2 separate regions of the Homo sapiens genome follow, and region 2 is linked to region 1. A link is a loop called in an ENCODE intact Hi-C map of the cell type or tissue named here. Cell type or tissue: PC-9. All regions are shown on one strand. Each heading gives the region's core, and the rest is flanking DNA. Links, peaks and the distances in the headings are about the cores only.

Evidence for each region. Hi-C counts contacts between places; a loop is a spot of excess contacts. Peaks named below come from ENCODE experiments on the same cell type or tissue, not always from the same donor. Only the 100,000 strongest peaks of a DNase experiment are listed, where the experiment ranks them.
Region 2: it touches region 1 in a loop (5-fold over the local background); 13 of 110 quality-filtered maps call a loop at or near these places.

What each region holds. Positions count from the first base shown.
Region 1 is chr5:159,923,405-159,932,675 of GRCh38, forward strand. The region is part of intron 1 of ADRA1B (adrenoceptor alpha 1B); the gene reads left to right. Among named protein-coding and RNA genes, the nearest start is that of ADRA1B, 12 kb to the left of the region's middle. RefSeq lists an enhancer at 5,398-5,897. In PC-9, for the core only: no CTCF peak of the experiment used is centred there; a DNase peak (open chromatin) is centred at 4,877; H3K27ac peaks cover 634 bases.
Region 2 is chr5:159,976,404-159,985,674 of GRCh38, forward strand. It overlaps a transcript of ADRA1B not described here. Among named protein-coding and RNA genes, the nearest start is that of TTC1, 28 kb to the right of the region's middle. In PC-9, for the core only: no CTCF peak of the experiment used is centred there; a DNase peak (open chromatin) is centred at 5,528; H3K27ac peaks cover 1,574 bases.

The DNA.
Region 1 (9,271 bases), core at 813-8,812:
GGCAGTGGAGGTGGAGAAGCAGACAGCTTCAAGACCTGGGGATGGGTTGGTGACGGCATAAGAGAGTCCGCAAGAGAGGAAATGTGTTCAGAATAACCCTGGGGTTTCTAAGTAGATGGAGGTACCATTTGTTGAGAAGGGGAACAGAGTGGGAAGGGGGAGCCTGAACACAGCAAACAAGATACCTCCCAAGATTTTCCTCTGAATACATCATGCGAGGAACAATCTGCCAGACACTCTCATAAGTCAAGTAGACAGAATGTCCAACCCAAAAGCCAGGGGCTGTGAGCAACAGCAAATCTAGCTGCTCATCAGAAACATCTGGAGGAGGGGGCTGTTTTTAAAAGAATAGATCCTTGGACCCCATTGTAGACCTCTTGCATCAGATTCTCTCCTTGTAGTGCCAAGAATCTTAATTTTAACAAGTTTCCCAGGCGACTCTTATGCAGCCAGCACCACACAAGTCCTCCCCATGCCTAGAAACCCCTGGAAAGCTTTGCAGAGCAAGCATCGTCATCCCTGTCTTTACAGTGAGGGAACTAGAGTTCAGAGAGGTTCAGTACCTTGCCCAAGATCACACAGTTAGTAAATGGTAGAGTCTATCAAACACCACATTTGGCACTCAATAAACATTCATTATATTATTCCTATTGTTAGTACACTTCTTCTCCAACATTTGTCTGAGATCTGGCACCCAGAGATTTTACTGGCTTATGACGAATCAGAAAGTTAGGAAAATGCTGTGTTCTTTTAAAAACTAAATGTATTTCATGTAAATGATTCTTTTTCTTCTAAAGACTGTCTTTTCTATTTGGGGACACTGAAATAGCACTTCTTTGATGGAACGATGGTAATTAGTGGCAATAGTGTGTGAATGTCTCTGTGCGTGTGTATGTGTGTGTTGATATCCTACTTGGCAAAATTAAAAGTTAGTACCCTATGTCAATCCCTTTCAGAAATTTTTTTCAAACTTTACTGAGTCTCCTAAAGTCTTGGAATCACAGAAGACACCATGGCGGCTAGACACAACAAATATTTGTGAGGAAAACGGGAGGGAGGAAGGAAAGAAGTGACGGCAAGAAAGAAGGAAGGAGGGCTGGGTGAATGAGTTAGCCTCAGCTTTGATGTGAGATTCGGAGATCTGGGGCAGAGGGGCAGGGAGGGGAAGAATGATGTGTGAAGAGCTATGCCTGTCAGGTCTGACAGGATGACGGGGCCAGTCGTGGTGGCACCCACCCCTGCTGGAGCAAAACGGCTCACAGAAATGCCAGCAGGTGCGTGTGTAGCTGCAGTGCCATCACGGATGCATCTATTAAGATATGTTATGCAGGAAATGCCTTTACCTGAGTGTGTGTGTGGCTAGTAAAAATAACTGATGTCTGCTGGGCAGCACTGGAAATTGCTTTCTGCCATATCTGCCGAATGTTTCTGCAGTCACTGTGCTTCCTAACCACATTTGATAATAGTAATACTAATAGCTACCATTTATTAGGTCTCATCGAGTGCCAGGCTTACTGTGCTCTCCATGCTGGCTAGGAGTTCTTTCTCTGTATTCCCTCATTTATACCTGTCCACAGGATTGTGAAGTGGGCACTGGTATTGTCCTCATTTTACAGATGAGGAAACAGAAGCTCAGAGAGATTGAGTGATTTGCCTCAGGTTACCCAGCTGATCAATGACAGAACATGGACTCTAATGCAGGCAGTCAGATGGGTTCATCATTGGAGCTCTCCTAGAGGTGGGGCTCTGAGCCAGATTTAAGAAAGTGCAGGAAGGAAACTGGGGAAGCCAGAGTTTATTCTAGAAGGAGGAAAGAAAAAGCATGTGGCTGCCCGTCATTCAGCAACCAAGAGGCACCATATCCTGGTGAGACCATAAAGAAGATAAAAATAATTGGGTCGTTCCTCTAGGAAGATAAGTCAAAATTTCTCTTGTATTATTGATGCTTTAGAAGACTTTTTTCAGCTTCACAACTTATTATTGGTAATGTCACATACGGTTTTCAGATTTTTATCAAATTTGGAGAAACACATAAAATTTAGAGGACTTTTTTACAGTTTAGTTTCTGGCTGCATACATTTCAGACCCGGATTCACCACCACCCACCCACCTACGTGTGGTGCCAGCACCATGGGGACACTCTTCCATCATGAATCTGCCTCTGGTCCTGCCTCTTGATGCCACAAGATCAGGTGAGTTGGCATCGTGGGCGAGAGAGTATTTCTAGAAGCCGTTTTTTCACTTTGGAGTTACTGTGGCTAGTGGTGACCTAGCTATACAGAAAGAAAAGACTGTAAACCACATACGTATATTCAACAGAACCCACACAAAATCTGTCTTAACTCAACTCTTAGCTGGTTCCCAAAAACGTCCATGGCCCCTGTATTACCACCTGCATACGGAGAAATAGGAATAATATTTAAATAAGGGGAATAACCAATTGCATTAATAAACCTTACTTCTGAAAACTTTGTGTGGCCATGGTGGGGGCATTGCAGGGCCCCTGCTCAGGTCGTGTAGGGTCCCATGAAGAGGGAAGCCCTAAGGCTACTCTCCTCAGGGCTCTCTCCAGCAACCTCGTGACTGCTCTTTCTCCTCTACCTACTGTGGACGTCTAAGCAGTGACCAACTCTCTGCCGAACATGGGTGCTCACACAAGCTGAATGAATGAATGAATGAGTAGTACAGAGCCTAGCAGAAGAATTAAGAGTGCACTCAATTGAAGTAAAATTATTTGCCACTTCCCAAATACACTTTGCATTTTCTTTTTTTTGTGCATTTGTTCCCTCTCCCACCAGTGTGTTTCTCATACCCTCTGAATATCCAGTTCCTGCTCGTCTGTAAACATGCGGTTCTGCTGACACCTTTCTCGCGAAGTCTTCCTGGATCCCACCCTTTTCCCCATCAGTAATCACTCCCTTTATCCCTGGTTTATGGTGCTTGTCATGTTTCTCTCTGGGGATAAATATGGATGTGCACAACTTTTGCAGCACTGCCAGGCTGCAAACCTTTGCAGGGTCCAAGTTCAAATTGTCTTCTTGTCCTTCGTGCCCAGGGATGTGTACATAGTAAACTCAATAAAAATAGCAATGACCAATAGGATTCATACAGCGTGTACCAGACTTCTTCTAGTATTTGAACCTCCCACGGCCCACCAGATAGGTATTCATGCTCTGCCCATTTTATAAATAAGGAAATGGGGCCAGCCATGGTGGCTCAAACCTGTAATCCCAGCACTTTGGGAGGCCGAGGCGGGCGGATCACTTGAGGTCGGGAGTTCGAGACCAGGCTGGCCAACATGGTGAAACCCTGTCACTACTAAAAACACAAAAATTAGCCGGGCGTGGTAGCGGGCACCTGTAATCCCAGCTACTTGGGAGGCTGAGGGAGGAGAATCACTTGAACCTGGGAGGTGGAGGTTACAGTGAGCCAAGATTGCACCACTGCACTTCAGCCTGGCAGACAGAGCAAAACTCTGTCTCAAAAATATTAAATTAAATTAAATTAATAAGTAAACAAATAAGGAAATGGGCTCAGGGGGGTTAAGTGGCTTGTCTCCTTCCTCAAAACTACCACAAGTTCATTAAAAAGAGACTGTCATAGACTGGTATTCTAAAACCAAAATGCCAATCTGGGCCTGGTCATGAAGCCGGTGAAGCGAGATTGGCTAGGTCAAGACCCGTGTGGACACAAGGTAGGATCTTGAAAATGGATGGCCTCTTCATTCTTTATCAAAAGGCTGCCGTTCCACCTGCCTCTGGGGGAGATTGTCCCATTGCCAATTGGCCCTTACATTCCCTCACCCTCTAGCCATGGTCACCTGCCTCTCACCTCTGAGAGGGATATGGTCAGAGTTGATCCCTGCAGAAGCAGGAAAAGAGGAAACTATTCCAGTGACTTTATAGCAGAGCCAGATAGAGACCTCTAAAGGCCTAAGGTATTGAAAAGGGAATAATAAAATTATAAATTAAAACATGCACACACACACACACACACACACACACACACACGTATGCATAGAACCCTAAAAAAAATGTAAGGAAGGCCAACAATATTCTGATTCTTTCCATGGAGGTAACTTTGATTTCTTTAATATCAGATTATTTCACCAAAAATACAGGTGCCCCAGCTTTGCGAATGCTCTGAAGACACACTGGGTCTTTCTGTTGGGTAATATATCACTGTTTTCTAATAGGGTGACCATATGTCCCATTTCACTGAGATGGTCTCCTTTTATGCCTATTATCAAAGCATAATTATACTTATTATAATAACCCTTTCTTATTTTCAAAAGTGTCTCAATTTGAACAATAAAAATGTCTCCCTGTTTTAAAACCTGGAATAAGGGTGTTTATAGTGCAGACGTCCAATAGTACACCAGTTTCACACCAGAGCCTCAGATGGGGAGGAAAGAGAAACTGGCACTAACAGCCTCAACAGTCCAGGGAAAGATTCATGATGAGAGAGCAAAGCCATCATCCGTTTAAAAAGGAAAAATGTGACTTACTATGTGTGTATTTCGTGGGAAGCAGGAGTTTTGCAAATGTGGGCTTGAAATTTTTAAATAAAGTGTTCATTTATTTTACTTGCCGCGATGACATGAGTGAGTGGCTGAGCTAAGATTTGAATCTATGGCTGGCCAGCCCTAAATACTTAGGGAATAAATGATTAAATGAAGGAATGGATCAATTTCAGCACAAGCTAAAAGGTGCCATCTGAATGATGGGTGTCTTCAGAATGCAGAGGAGACAGAAAGAAGAGTGGGCTGAAATAAGATTTGGGGGAGGAAAAGGAAAGTGAGCTGTGTTTTAAGGACTTGTAAGGCTGGAATCAGTGCAGGGGGAGGGCCATCTTCACCCCACCCATCATCACCCCTCCTGGCATGACAGCACCATGAGTCAGCTCAGGATACAGTAGAATCTGTCCACATTGGCAGGCTCTGCTCTTACGACTCTATTGACAGCACACTCCTGGCCACACTCACCCGCAGCTCATCTGACCACCCTTTGAACACTCAAGTGCCCCTCTCTGGTGCGAGCACAGGAATTGTGCTATAAAAGTTGCACCAACGAGCAGTTCAGTTTAAAGTGTTCAGAAACAGAATGTTCTAGCACATGTAAGTGGCCCATTCCTCCTAGAGCCCCATTTAACTTTTTCCAAGTGTGTCTGCCTACAGTGTCTTGCTCCCCGCTAAGCTTTCTCTCTCCTGTTGGGATGAATTTGGGGCTTGGTTTTGCACAAGAATTTTTTGAAATTCTTCAAGACAGAGTTTCCTGCCAGGCTAATGTGCATTGCTTAGAGGCTGAGCTTAGCACCCTGGCCGTGCCCCAAAAGGAGGTTAAAATGGGACCAAGGGCAAGCCGGGCTCACTGTCATTCGCAGGCGTCAGCCCCAGGGCTCACACCACCAGCACTGGGCCGGGCGGAGATCCAGGGAGGCAGCTGGTTGGGGAGGAGGAGGATCCACCAACTGGAACAGCAACAAAAAATTGCATCTCCGATTCATATATTCAGGCCATTAATCAGCCCCCGGCATCAAGAGGAAGCAGTAGGGTCCCTTCTCCCAGCTTCTAGGGACACTCCCCACAGCGCCCATTTGTGATTCCTTGTCCCCAGCCCTTTAGCATTTACCTTAACACCAAGGTTCCTTGGCTCCATTGTTTCGCGGACCCCTTTGGCAATCTGATGAAGCCCCTTCTCACAGTCAACACATCAAATAAAAGACACAGGATTTCAAAGAAAACCAATTATATTGAAATACAGTTATAATGTTGAAAAAACAAATTTATTATAGAGTAAAAAAAGTCCTTTAACATATTAAATAAACAAGATCTAGCAGCAAGTCAAATAAATAACTACTATAATTTTGAAGTACTGACAAGTGGAAATATTTCAAGATATCTGCAACAAATGTAATGTTATATCACAGATCTGATTTCTATTGGTGACAAATCCTGCTGACTCTAGTGTGGCTGCTTGCCCACTTTCCTATCAAAGGAAATGCAAACTTTCAGCCAAAGTTTAGTTTGGGTTTTTTTTGGTTTTTGTATTTTTTTTTTTTTTAAAAAGAGGGTTTTTTTTCTCACCCAAGTTTATGGACCCTCTAACTCCAGAATAAAAACCCTGCCTCGGGACATTACAAAGATGTACTTCAGGATATGAGATTTTCTATACTTTTTTTCTTTACAATGTTTTGTAAAGAATGCCTGTTTTTAGACTTAGGACCACAGGGAACTTGGACCGTGCCATCACGCCTTGTAACTATTTTGCATGATTACTTGTAGCAATTTTTAAAAATCAACTAGTTTATTTTTTAATGATGCATAGATTCTTATTTGAATCAGAAAAAAAAAATGAAAAAATTATTCTGCTGTTACCTACCCCACATTCACACCCAACACTCTCAGTATTTTTTCTCCTGAAGTAAACATTGTTACCAGATTGTGTATGCTTTCCAAAATAGTCTATTTATTTGTAAGCATACATATCCACATGCGTATATGTATGTTTGAGTGTTTTTGCATGCAGAATGTGTGTGTTTTCACTCTGTTTATTTTGATTCGTGGTGTCATTTTAGAAACACTTCAGTGAAAGTTTCATTTTTCACTCAACAGCATAGCATATCTTAGACATAGTTCTGTGTCAGAATGCATAGAGTTACTGCTGGTTTTCATGGCTGCATAATAATCCATTTTACAAAGTGTCCTATTTTACTTACCAATTTCCCAGTTGATTGACATTTAGGTTATTTTTGGTCTTTTACTACAAACAATGTTGGATGAATACTCTTGTATATATGTCTGTGCCCACATATTCAGGATAAATTCCTAAAAATGTAGTTGCTGGGGCAAGGAAGATTTGGTATTTTAGGTTTAACCTGATTATGCGTAATAAGAAATTTAAACTACAGTAAAATGTAAAGTGGTGTTAAAACAAATAGGTTAGGCCGGGCGCGGTGGCTCATGCCTGTAATCCCAACACTTTGGGAGGCTGAGGCAGGTGGATCACCTGAGGTCAGGAGTTCAAGACAAGACTTCCAACATGGCAAAACCCCTTCTCTACTAAAAATATAAAAATTAGCCAGAGAATCGCTTGTACGCAGGAGGCGGAGGTTGCAGTGAGCTGAGATCACACCACTGCACTCCAGCCTGGGTGACAGGGTGAGGCTCCATCTCAAAAACAAACAAACAAACAAAAAAAATAGGTTAGATATACATCTACTAATCTGTTAGGAGGATTGCTCATAATATCTAAGTAAAAAAGCAAGTTATAGAGTAATGTCTAACCCAACTTTTAAAAGCTATTTATTAGTTTAGTTACCTCAAGGGATACGATGGAGTGAGGAGGAGTAGATTATTAGCTTTTTTATAACCTCTGTATTATTTCACATGGTGCAATAAGCAAATACTCTATTTGTGATTAAGAACATCAAATTAAGAAAATGTGATAGAATACAAATTGGGTTTCAGTAGAATTATGGTGGGGACTATTAAACATTTTTATAATTTTGGAAGAAAAACTATCAATGGCCAAAAAAGAAGATTGTTGTTCTTAGTCATTTTCAATCTAATTTAACATATATATAATATATATATTTTATAATATTTATTATATATATTTAATAATATATATATTATATATATTTAATATATCTCCCGCTCTGTGATTACCAGCCCCGGAACACTTAGAAATTGCTTTGGCCCATGCTGGGAGCAGTGACTCATGCCTGTAATCCCAGCAATTTGAGAGGCTGAAGCAGGAGGATCACTTGAGCCCAGGAGTTCGAGACCAATCTGGGCAACATAGGGAGACCCCCCATCTCTACAAATAAAAAATAAAAATTAGCCTCATGTGGTAGCACAGGCCTGTAGTCCCAGCTACTAGGGAGGCTGAGTGGGGAGGATCCCTTGAGCCCAGGAGGTCAAGGGTACAATGAGCCATAACCACACTACTGCACTCAAGCCTGGGCAACAGAGTAAGACCCTATCTCAAAAAAAAAAAAAAAATGAAGAAATGACTTCAGCCCTTTCCTCTGCTGGTTACAGCCCTGCTCATTCCCCCAGTTCAAAATCATGCTGTCAAGTTGTTGATTTTTTATTCGTTTCAAAATGAGAAGAATTTTCTCTTTCTTGGTAGCAAAAGGTAATTTATACGTAACAGCAAAATATAAAAAAGAAAGGAAAAATCATCCATAATCATATCACCTGCCTCAGTCCATTCAGGCTGCTGTAACCAAATACCTTAGACTAGGTAATTTATAATAAATGACAGAATTTATTGCTCACAGTTCTGGAGGCTCGGAAGTCCAAGATCAAGGAGCAAGAACATTCAGTGTCTGGTGAGGACCTGCCCATAGATGGTGACTTCTATGTGTCCTCACATGGCAGAAGGGGCAAACAGGCTCTCGAATGCCTCTTTTATAAGTACACTGATCCCATTTATCAAAGTTCTGCCCTGGTGACCTACTTGCCTTTCACATGACCCACTTACCAACAACACTGCACTGGGGATTAAGTTTCAACATATTAATTTTGGGAGACACAAACATTCAGACCATAGCACCATCGATATAACCATGTTTTAGTATTTGCCTATGCAACTTTGCAGAATTTTCTGTGTGTGTTGTTGCGTGTATTAACACAAGTTGGATCACCCAGTGCTTTTTTCACTGATCAGCAAGTCATCCTGACTGACTTCTTATCATATCGATGAAACTGAGTCTTTTCATTTTTTTGTTTTTCCTTTTTTTCTTTTCTTTTTTGTTTTTAAAGACGGAGTATCACTCTGTCACCCAGGCTGGAGTGCAGTGGCACAATCATAGCTCACTGCAGTCTTGAACTCTTGGACCCAAGCGATCCTCCCCTTACTTCATCCTCCCAAGTAGCAGGGACCACAGGTGTGCACCACCACACCCAGCTAATTTGTAAATTTTTCTGTCGAGATGGGGTCTCCTCATGTTGCCCAGGCTGGTCTCAAACTTCTGGCTTCAAGCGATCATCCTGCCTCAGCCTCCCAAAGTGCTGGGATTACAAGCATGAGCCACCCCGCTCAGCCTTTCCCATCTTTTTAATGCTGCACTGAATTCCATAATAGAAGGTATCGTAATATACTTAACCAATCCAGTTATGTAAACAAGCCATTTACACCAATAGATAAGACACACACAAGGTATCACTTTACAAGGTACAAATGTGGAGTGAAAAGTCTGTCTCTCTCACTTCCTTGGCCCCAGTCATCCAATTCCCCTCCATGGAGGCAACCACTATTAACAG
Region 2 (9,271 bases), core at 529-8,528, 53 kb after region 1:
CAGCACTTCGGGAGGCTGGGTGGATCATTTGAGGTGGGTGGATCATTTGAGGCCAGCAGTTGGAGAACAGCCTGGCCTACATGTGAAACCCTGTCTCTACTAAATATATGAAAATTAGCCAGGCGTGGTGGCATGCACCTGTAATCCCAGCTACTCGGGAGGCTAAGGCAGGTAATCGCCTGAACCTGGGAATCAGAGATTGCAGTGAGCCAAGATAACTCCCAGAACGAGTTATCTCACTGTCTCAAAAAAAAAAAAAAAAATTGTCCTACAGCATGAAGACGCGTTACTTAAAAAGGTCATCAGTCCAAACTAAAAATAACATTTAAACATTTAATAAAAGTTATGGAACATTCCAGGTGACAAAACCAAAATGGGTAAGGGAAGCATACATGTGTTAGGATTAGCACATCCTGTGTCAGAAGAGATGGAGGAGGGGACCAGGACAGTGGCCCTGAGCATGCACCTGGATTCAAGGCCCAGCTCTCCTACCCAAGTCAAGCACTTACCCTCTTGAGGCCAACCACTTTGTCTGTAAATTGGGGATGCAGTTAGCACCTACTTCACAAGGTTGGGATGAATAATAAATGAGACAAAATATGAAAGAGCTTGGCACAGAGTAGACACTATTTTTATTAACTATGGGGGACCTTGTATATCCTCCATTCCAGCAGTTCTCAACTTTTCCTGAATCAGCAGTTCCTTTAAGAATGTAATAAAAGCTAAAGAAAAATGAACATAGCAAGCTCAGACTTCACCTATTATTCCCACCCCGCTAAATCTCCCAAAGGACACATGGAACCCAGGTTATAAACTTTTCAACAAATATGGCTTCCTCAATATATAGAAGAAGCCAGAGAGAACATACAAGAGTGATGAATCTTGCCCCGTGTTAGACATGTGAACACAACACGGAAGGAGACCAAGACCCAGGCTCAGGGAACTCAGCCTGGGTGAGAGGCAGCAGGTCAGCAAGCAATCCCTTCAAGTACATCAAAGGTAGAGGGTGGCCCACTGGAGTCCTCACTTGGTGAGACCCCAGTGTCAGGCTCCATCTCCCATTGGAGGGATGGGGGTGATGGTGAAGTGCTCCAGGCTCTTGCAAGGAGGTTGCCCCCCAAGATTGGTTGGATTTGGAAGAATTAGCATCCTTCCACGGTTTTCCCAGCATATACCTGGACCTGCCTTTTGAAAGTTAAGAGCCAAGAATTTGACACTTTTTTCTTTAGCTTCCCGTTGACAGCCATTCCCTTGGGCAATGAGTGGCTGACTTCCAGCCGACTTGGCTGGAGTCAGAGGTTAAGTGTCCAAGCTAATTCACTGAAGTGTGGGTGTTGGGGTGAGGAGGGGGCACACAGGTATGACCTGCCCTTATTCCCTCTCTGATCTTCTTTCCTACCATCCCAGTTTGCTACTCTTCAAATGATAGGAGCAGGGGGAGCCTCACAACTCCCAGCTCAGGGACTTTGCACTTGTTGTCCCCTCTGCCTAGAGCCCCTTCTTTCCATGTGGCTTCCTCCATCACCTCCTTCTCCTCTTTGCTCAAATGTCACCTTCTCGGTGATCATCCGATTTCTCTGACTGTCCAGGTTAAAAGTGACTTCCCTACTGCCAACACTGTCCAGCACTCCCTATTGCCCTTTCCCACTTAATTTTTCTCCATAGTACTTATCACCACCTGACATATATTTTTTAAATTTATTTATATGTGTATTGTCTGTTTCCCCACACACACACTAGAAATGTATATTCCATGAGAGTGGGGATATTTGTCTGTTTTGCTCACTGTTGTGTATTCTCAGCACTTCATGTAGTACCTGACACATTGCAGGTGTTCACTAAATATTCTTGAGTGAATAAATGTGTACTACCCTGCCATGACTGTGAAAATGCTATAATAGCAGAATAGAGTGCTATGGGAAGCACATGGCAGGGGGTCCTACCTCTAAATTGATGGAGCAGTTCTGGTCAGGGAGGGCTTCCTGTAAGAAGTGGCATCTGATGAATGTCATCTGGGACTCATTGCCTGGCAACCCTGGTGTTTCCATAGTTAGTGCTCTCCCTTGTGCTCCTAAGTGGGGATGGAGTCTGAAGGCCTGCCGTCTGATTCTGGCTCAGCCCCTAAGTCCCTGGCCCTCTCTAGGGCTCTGTCTATTATCTGTACTAAGCCAGAGACAATAGCTAAGCTCTGTGGATCTGTCACTCCAGCTTTTGTTCTCCCCTCCTCGTTGCACAGTCCTCAGATAAGCTATCTTTGGAGACAACTTCATTGGGATTAGTAAGACAAACAGCTTTGGCCCTTGCTCATGGCCTTATTCAGAGAAACAGCATCTTCACAAGAGATTTACAAAACTGCTTGGGAGCAGAGGAAAACGCTAAAACCTAGTGAATGCTCTCAAATATTGTGTCAGCCACTACTGTCAGAAGCATGCTATGTCCTCACCAAACAGCACCTGAAACCCAATCAAGCACGGACACCCGTACAGTACTTCATGCACTCATTTGTTTTTTCATTCATTCATTCTACAAGCTATTCTTAAACACCTACACAAAGCTTGGAGCCAAGGACTTGAGCAAACCCTGTCTTTGCTCTCATGAAAATTTCATTCTGAAAGGGGAGCTTGTACAGTCATTCAAAATGGCCAGACGTAGTGGCTCACAACTGTAATCTCAGCACTTTGGGAGGCCGAGGCAAGAGGATTGCTTGAGGCCAGTACTTTGAGACCAGCCTGGGCAACACAGTAAGACCCTATCTCTACAAAAAAAAATTAATTTAGAAAAACCTTACATACAAGGTAGAAAGACGTTTGTGTAACACACGAGTTAAGTATTAGAACCATAGAATCAGCTAGAACTGGGTGACAATCCTGATTTTCCCATTTATTAGTTGTGTCTTCTTGGGCATGTCTCCTATCCTCTGAGAGGGTCAGTTTTCTTATTCTGGAAAATGAGAATAATACCTATCTTAAAAGGTTGTCATGAAGATCAGTTACACTTGGGATGTAGCATGTTTAGTACAGTACCTGGCACATGGTACTTGTTCAGTAGATGGAAGTTATTAAGCACCATTGTAGGCATACCAATAAAGGGCTTTGGGAATCCAAGGGTTCATGTCCATTTGCACAGAATCAGAAAGACTTCATGGAGGAAGTGGCATCTGAGATGGGTCTAAAAGATGTGGCTGGCTGGGCATGGTGGCTCACACCTGTAATCCCAACACTTTGGAGGCCGTGGAGGGCGGATCACCGGAGGTCAGGAGTTCGAGACCAGACTGGCCAACATGGTGAAACCCCATCTCTACTAAAAATACAAAAATCAGCTAGGCGTGGTGGCACCTGCCTGTAAACTCAGCTACTCTGGAGGCTGAGGCAGGAGAGTCACTTGAACCTGGGAGAAGAAAGTTGCAGTGAGCCAAGATCGTGCCACTGTACTCCAGCCTGGGCAACAGAGCAAGACTCCGTCAAAAGAAAAAAAAAACATGTGGCCAAGTAGAGAGGGCAAGAAGGAGAGCAGAGGAGACAAAGCATGATGAGGAAGAGGAGAAGATGGGGCTGGGAAAGGAAGCCAGAGGCAGATCAAGGCAGCAGAAGGAGCCCCACCAATGTAAGCGGACCATCGTGTGTGGAGAGCCTAAGATTTGCCATAGAAGAGGGAAAGTCGTGTTTCATGGGGTCCACTGGGCAGCAAAAGAGAAAGGTGGAAGGAGGGACTCCAGGCTAGGAGGGTGGTTAGGGGGCCCTGACAACTGGCCAGAAATGAGGATTCAAGCAGGGAGTTTCAAGGTGAGATCTGTGAAAGGTGGCTGGATCGGTGGTCACAGAACTGACCCAAGAGTTTCCATGTCCATAGAGTTGCCCCATTACGGTTTTCATGTGACAGGCTGAACAGGTACAATAATCTCCACCCGAAAGAGGAGGAAAATGACACTCTAAAAGATTTCTTTCTTAGGTCACATAGCTAGTGTGAGGGAGAGCCCGAACAAGACTCCACACTGCCTGGCCCCAAATGAGAAATGTTTTCTCTTACTAGATCTTTCTATGTGACAGATGTGTTCCAACCCCAGATTATGATGCCCAAAACATAGCTCAGATGAGTAGTAGTACAGCCTGGTCATTAGGACTTGGGCTTGAGGTCAGAAAGAACTGCACTGAAATCCTGGTTCTGCTACTTGCCAGCTATGTGGTCCCAGACAGGTGATTTAACCTCTCTCAGCCTCCGTTTCCTGATTGGTAAGACTGGCAGAATAATAGAATCTTCTTCACAAAGTTGCTATGAGAAATAAATGAGCCAATGCATGGAATTGAGAAGTACTGGGCATATAGGAAATGCTCAACTAATAGCCAACAGTATTAGTGATTAGCATTATCTAGTGTGAGGAAACGGGGAAAATGGAGACTTAGAATTAGCCATCAGGAAAGCGCAAACCTCTCTGAACCAGGGGTAAGAGGTATTAGAGGACTCTCTCTCGAGGGTAGATTATGAGATGCTTCAACTCTCCTGAGATAAGTACTATTTTGGGAGACCTCACAATAAAAAAAACCAGAAGAAAACAAATCATAAATCCAAATCATCTGAGCAAGGGCAGATACTAACTGGGGCTAATGAGCAAATGTTGGGGGCAAAACAAGGTCCAGGAGCTGGACTCATGAAGAGACTTCTAGGCCAGGGGCTCTCAAACTTTCCAACTGCAACCCACAGGATGAAATACATTTTACATTACCACCCAGTATACATAGAGAAATACAGATATGCAGATATAGATACAGACATAGATCAAGATTTCTGAATCCCGGCACTATTGAAATTTTGATTTGGAGAATTACTTGTTGGGCAGGGGTGGGCACTTTTTGCAAATTGTTGAATGTCTAGCAGCATCCCTGACCTCTACCTACTAGATGCTAGCAGCATCTCCCACCATCAGCTGTGACAATCAAAATTGTCTCCAGCCAAATGCCTCCCGGGGGGTAAAATAGCCCCCAATTGAAAACCTCTGATGGATAGACACGTAAGAAACAAAAGTTTCATGAAGGTTACCCATATTTACAAAATGTACTCTAATAGTTCCCATTTTGTATTATTAGATGTCACTTTTTGTTTGTTTGCTTGTTTTAAGATGGAATCTCACTCTGTCACCCAGCCTGGAGTGCAGTGACGCGATCTCGGCTCACTGCAGGCTCCGCCTTCCAGGTTCACACCATTCTCCTGCCTCAGCCTCCCGAATAGCTGGGACTACAGGCACCCACCACCACGCCCAGCTTATTTTTTCTATTTTTTAGTAGAGATGGGGTTTCACCACGTTAGCCAGGATGGTCTCGATCTCCTGACCTTGTGATCCGCCCGCCTCGGCCTCCCAAAGTGCTGGGATTACAGACGTGAGCTACCGCACCCAGCCTAGATGTCACTTTTTTAAAAGTGCTAATTTGGGGCTGGGCACGGTGACTCACGCCTGTAATCCCCAGTGATGCATACTTAGAAAGGTCTGGTGGTTTTAAAATATTTCTGCAGATTCTTTGGCACTCCTGTCATTAAGAGGTGAAGCCTAATCACCCATGCCTTGCATGTAATGCAGCAGAAGTGACCTGTGGGACTTCCAAAGTTACATAAGGTGATTCTGTTTCCACCTGTCTTTCTTTCTCGGAATGCTCACCCTTGGAACCCATCCATCATTCTATGAGAAAGTTCAAGCCACATGGAGATGTTCCTACCGGCTAAGGTCCCGGCCAACAGTCAGCCTCAACTGTCAGACATGTAAATAACTCCTAAGTGAGAATCAACTAGCTGAGCCCAGCCAATCCCCATAATGGTGATGAAAGTAACAATAATAAATGACTGGACACCTAACAGGTGCCCTAGAAAAGTCCATTCTGTCTTGACAGAGCTAATGAAATGATGGGAAATATTTGAGGTCTGGTATCTTCTGGTCTTGACTTGCAAAGGAGTCAGAGGGCATAAAGCCAGGAAGAGATGTGCTTTCTTGTTTGACTTTTTTCCCATCCAATTTAGGTAGGCAACTTTGTGTCTCGGGGACCTCCAAAACTTAATATCAACAACCCAGAACACTGGGACTAAAACCACAATGTTAGAACAACACATCAATGAGGTAGACATTATTACTGTCTCATTTTTAGGCTTAGAAAAGTCAAGGTAATTAGTCCAAGATAACATGGTTTCTAGGTGGCAGAGCCAGGATTTGAGTCATGCAGCCAACCAACCTTGTTCTGTGCACCCCCAGCCTGGACAATCCTCCTTTGTACCTGGAAGGAAGCACCTCTCATCCTCCTGCTCCTCCAAGCTCCCACCTACCTCTATCCTCTTTCTGGTCTCTAGCTTTTAGAAAACAAAAGCCAGGAAAATTGCAAGTTTCTCCTGCTTCCCTCCCTCCGCAACACCTCACTTGAAGGAGGGAGGCACGAAGCCTGCTACCTGATTGAATCCAGGGAAAGGATGGGTGGGGGCAGAAATATGAATGAATATCACAAAATATTATCCAGTCACTCACTACCTAAATGTTTCATCAGTCCCTATCCGAAGGCAGTTACTAAGATGCTCTGAACGTGCGTGCACACACATGCAGGACGTGGCTCTGACTCAATCTGATGTGGATGATGTTCAGTTAATCCTGCTGAAGGCCACTCCTCAAAATCTTATGTAGTGCAGGGATTGATGAGGACGCACCTGCTGCAGAATTCAGGGTTGAAAGTAACCACCTTCCTTCCCCTTCAACCTGACCCAGGATGAGCCCAAAGGTTTCTCATGAAGGGGTTCCAAAGGCAGAGGCTGGTGGCTTCCCCACAGGACAGAGTGAGCAGGACTTCCCTATCCCAACCAGATCCCTCTGCTGCTTCAGAAAGCCCCAAGGGCCAGCTAGTCCAGGGCTGTGATCTGTCCAAGAGAATACCCTGGACAAGGCTTTCCTCTCCACCATCCCCCATCCCCACCCGGAAAACTCCTGCAGAGAGATGTCAGAGAGCACCAGATGCCTTCTGTTAGGATTCACCCCATTACAAGCCTTAAACCCCATGTGTTCTGGCACCACGGTCTCTCACTCTCATTACTAAGGTAACAGAGACAGGTATTCCTTCAACACCCGCTCACCGCGTGCCATTGGGGCCTCTTCTCAGCCAGACACGCTTAAGATACAGTGATGAACAACGATCTTCATCACCGTCTTAGCCGTGGGAATGTGGCAAGGGTGCCAGCCGAACCGAAATTAGGATTTGAAGTTTGATTGTGTCTGCTGCATTAGTGACTCCCAGGTCCTCCCAATCATCTGTTTGCATAAAATGGCATGCATGGGTCACAGGATTCTGCAAGAAGTGGAATTTTGCAGGTGGGTCTCTGGGGGCAGAGAGACAAGATTTTTTTTTCTAGCATCACTGATCTCTCCTTTTCTTCCTCTGTTGACCCATGTTGGCTTCCAGTTACCAAACTACTCTGGTATTTCCCCTAATTAAAGCACTCCACGTTTATACTCCCTGACTCCACTTTCCCTCCCCGCGTTCTTGCTGCCATCCACTGAAGATGGCTTTCATCCTTACTTCTCCTTGAGAACCCTGCTTGTCAAGGTCATTAAGGGCCTTGATGCTGCCAGAGCCAAGGCCTCACCTTCCTGCACCTCTCAGCAACATTTGGTGTGACTGATACACTGCTTTTTATTTTTGAGCACTTCTTTCATACTGCTTCCAACCTCGCTGACCACTCCTTCTCAGTGGAGAAACTTCTCCTCTTCCCAATCTCTAAATGTTGAGGTTTCTAGGACTCAGTCCTTAGGCCTTTCTCTTCACTCCCTGGTTACCTCCTCCACTCCCATGACTTTAAGTTTATCCACAATGGTGACTCCCAGATTATGTCACCAGCTCAGGCTTTTCATAGGCATCTCAAACTTAACATGTTCCAAACTGACCTTTTGTTTCTTTCCCACAATGGCTGCTCCCCCATCTCAGGAAATGGACCAATGTTCCCCTGATTGCACAAAATAAAAAATCCTAGAGCATTCTTGACTTCTGTCTGACCCTTAAACCCCACATCAAGCATCAGAAGCTGCCCAGAATCCATCTATTTTGCACCACCTCCACTGCCACCACCACTGCATCTTCTCCAGCCTGAACAACTGCAGTTGCCTCCTAACTAACCTCTGTGCTTCCACCTCAGAAAACTGTCAATTTGCAGCTCCTCCCCAGCTACCAGAATGATCTCTTTGAAAAGTAAATGAGGCCGGACGTGGTAGCTCACGCCTGTAATCCTAGCACTTTGAGAGGCCGAGGTGGGTGGATCACCTGAGGTCAGGAGTTTGAGGCCAACCTGGCCAACATGGCGATACCCCATCCCTACTAAAAATACAAAAAAAAAAAAAAAATTAGCCAGGCATGGTGGCGAGTGTCTACAATCCCAGCTACTTGGGAGGCTGAGGCAGGAGAATTGCTTGAACCTGGGGGGCAGAGGTTACAGTGAGGATCAGGCCACATCACTCCAGCCTAGGCAAAAGAGCAAAACTCTATCTCAAAAAAAAAAAAAAGAAAAGAAAAGTAAATGAGACTATGCCTCTGCTGGAACCCTCCAGTGATTTCCCATCACAATAAAATCCACACTTTGCAATGGTCTGCCCCTCTCTGATTGCTCTCCCACCTCCTCTTCCGACACTACCCCCTCCCTCACTCCACTTCAGCCACATGGGTCCCCTTAATGAACACACCAGGGACAGTCCCTTCTTAGGGCCTTTGCTCTTGCTGTTTCCTCTGCCTGTGCTCATTCCAGATATTTACAGGTTTCACACCCTTCAGGACTCAATAAGTGACCCCCTAAAAGAGGCCCTGATTACCCATTCTAAAACAGATCATCTGTCACTCTGCAGCTCTTTACCTGGTTTTACCTTTTAATTATCACATGTAATGAACTGATCTATTATTTATTTCTTTATGGGTTATCTCCTCCATTGGAATATGAAATCCACCTTAGCAAGTACTTTAATTACTTTGGTTACTTCTGGATTCCTGTATCAGGGAATAATAACTGGCACACAGCAGGCACTCCTTAAATACTTATTGAATGAATGAATGATGTCTTAATATCTGGTCTCTGGCCAGGCCCCAAGTAGTAGCATGCTAAAGCTGACTTGTACCGGCTCAGAGCAGTTTATAAGCATCTCTGTTCAACTTTGTGTTCAGTGACATTGTACCAACAGCTTGAAATATGCTGATGGGAATATGTACACCACAGAAATTGACAAACACTACACATCAGGGCTCCTTTTTCTTTTCTTTTTTGTAGAGCT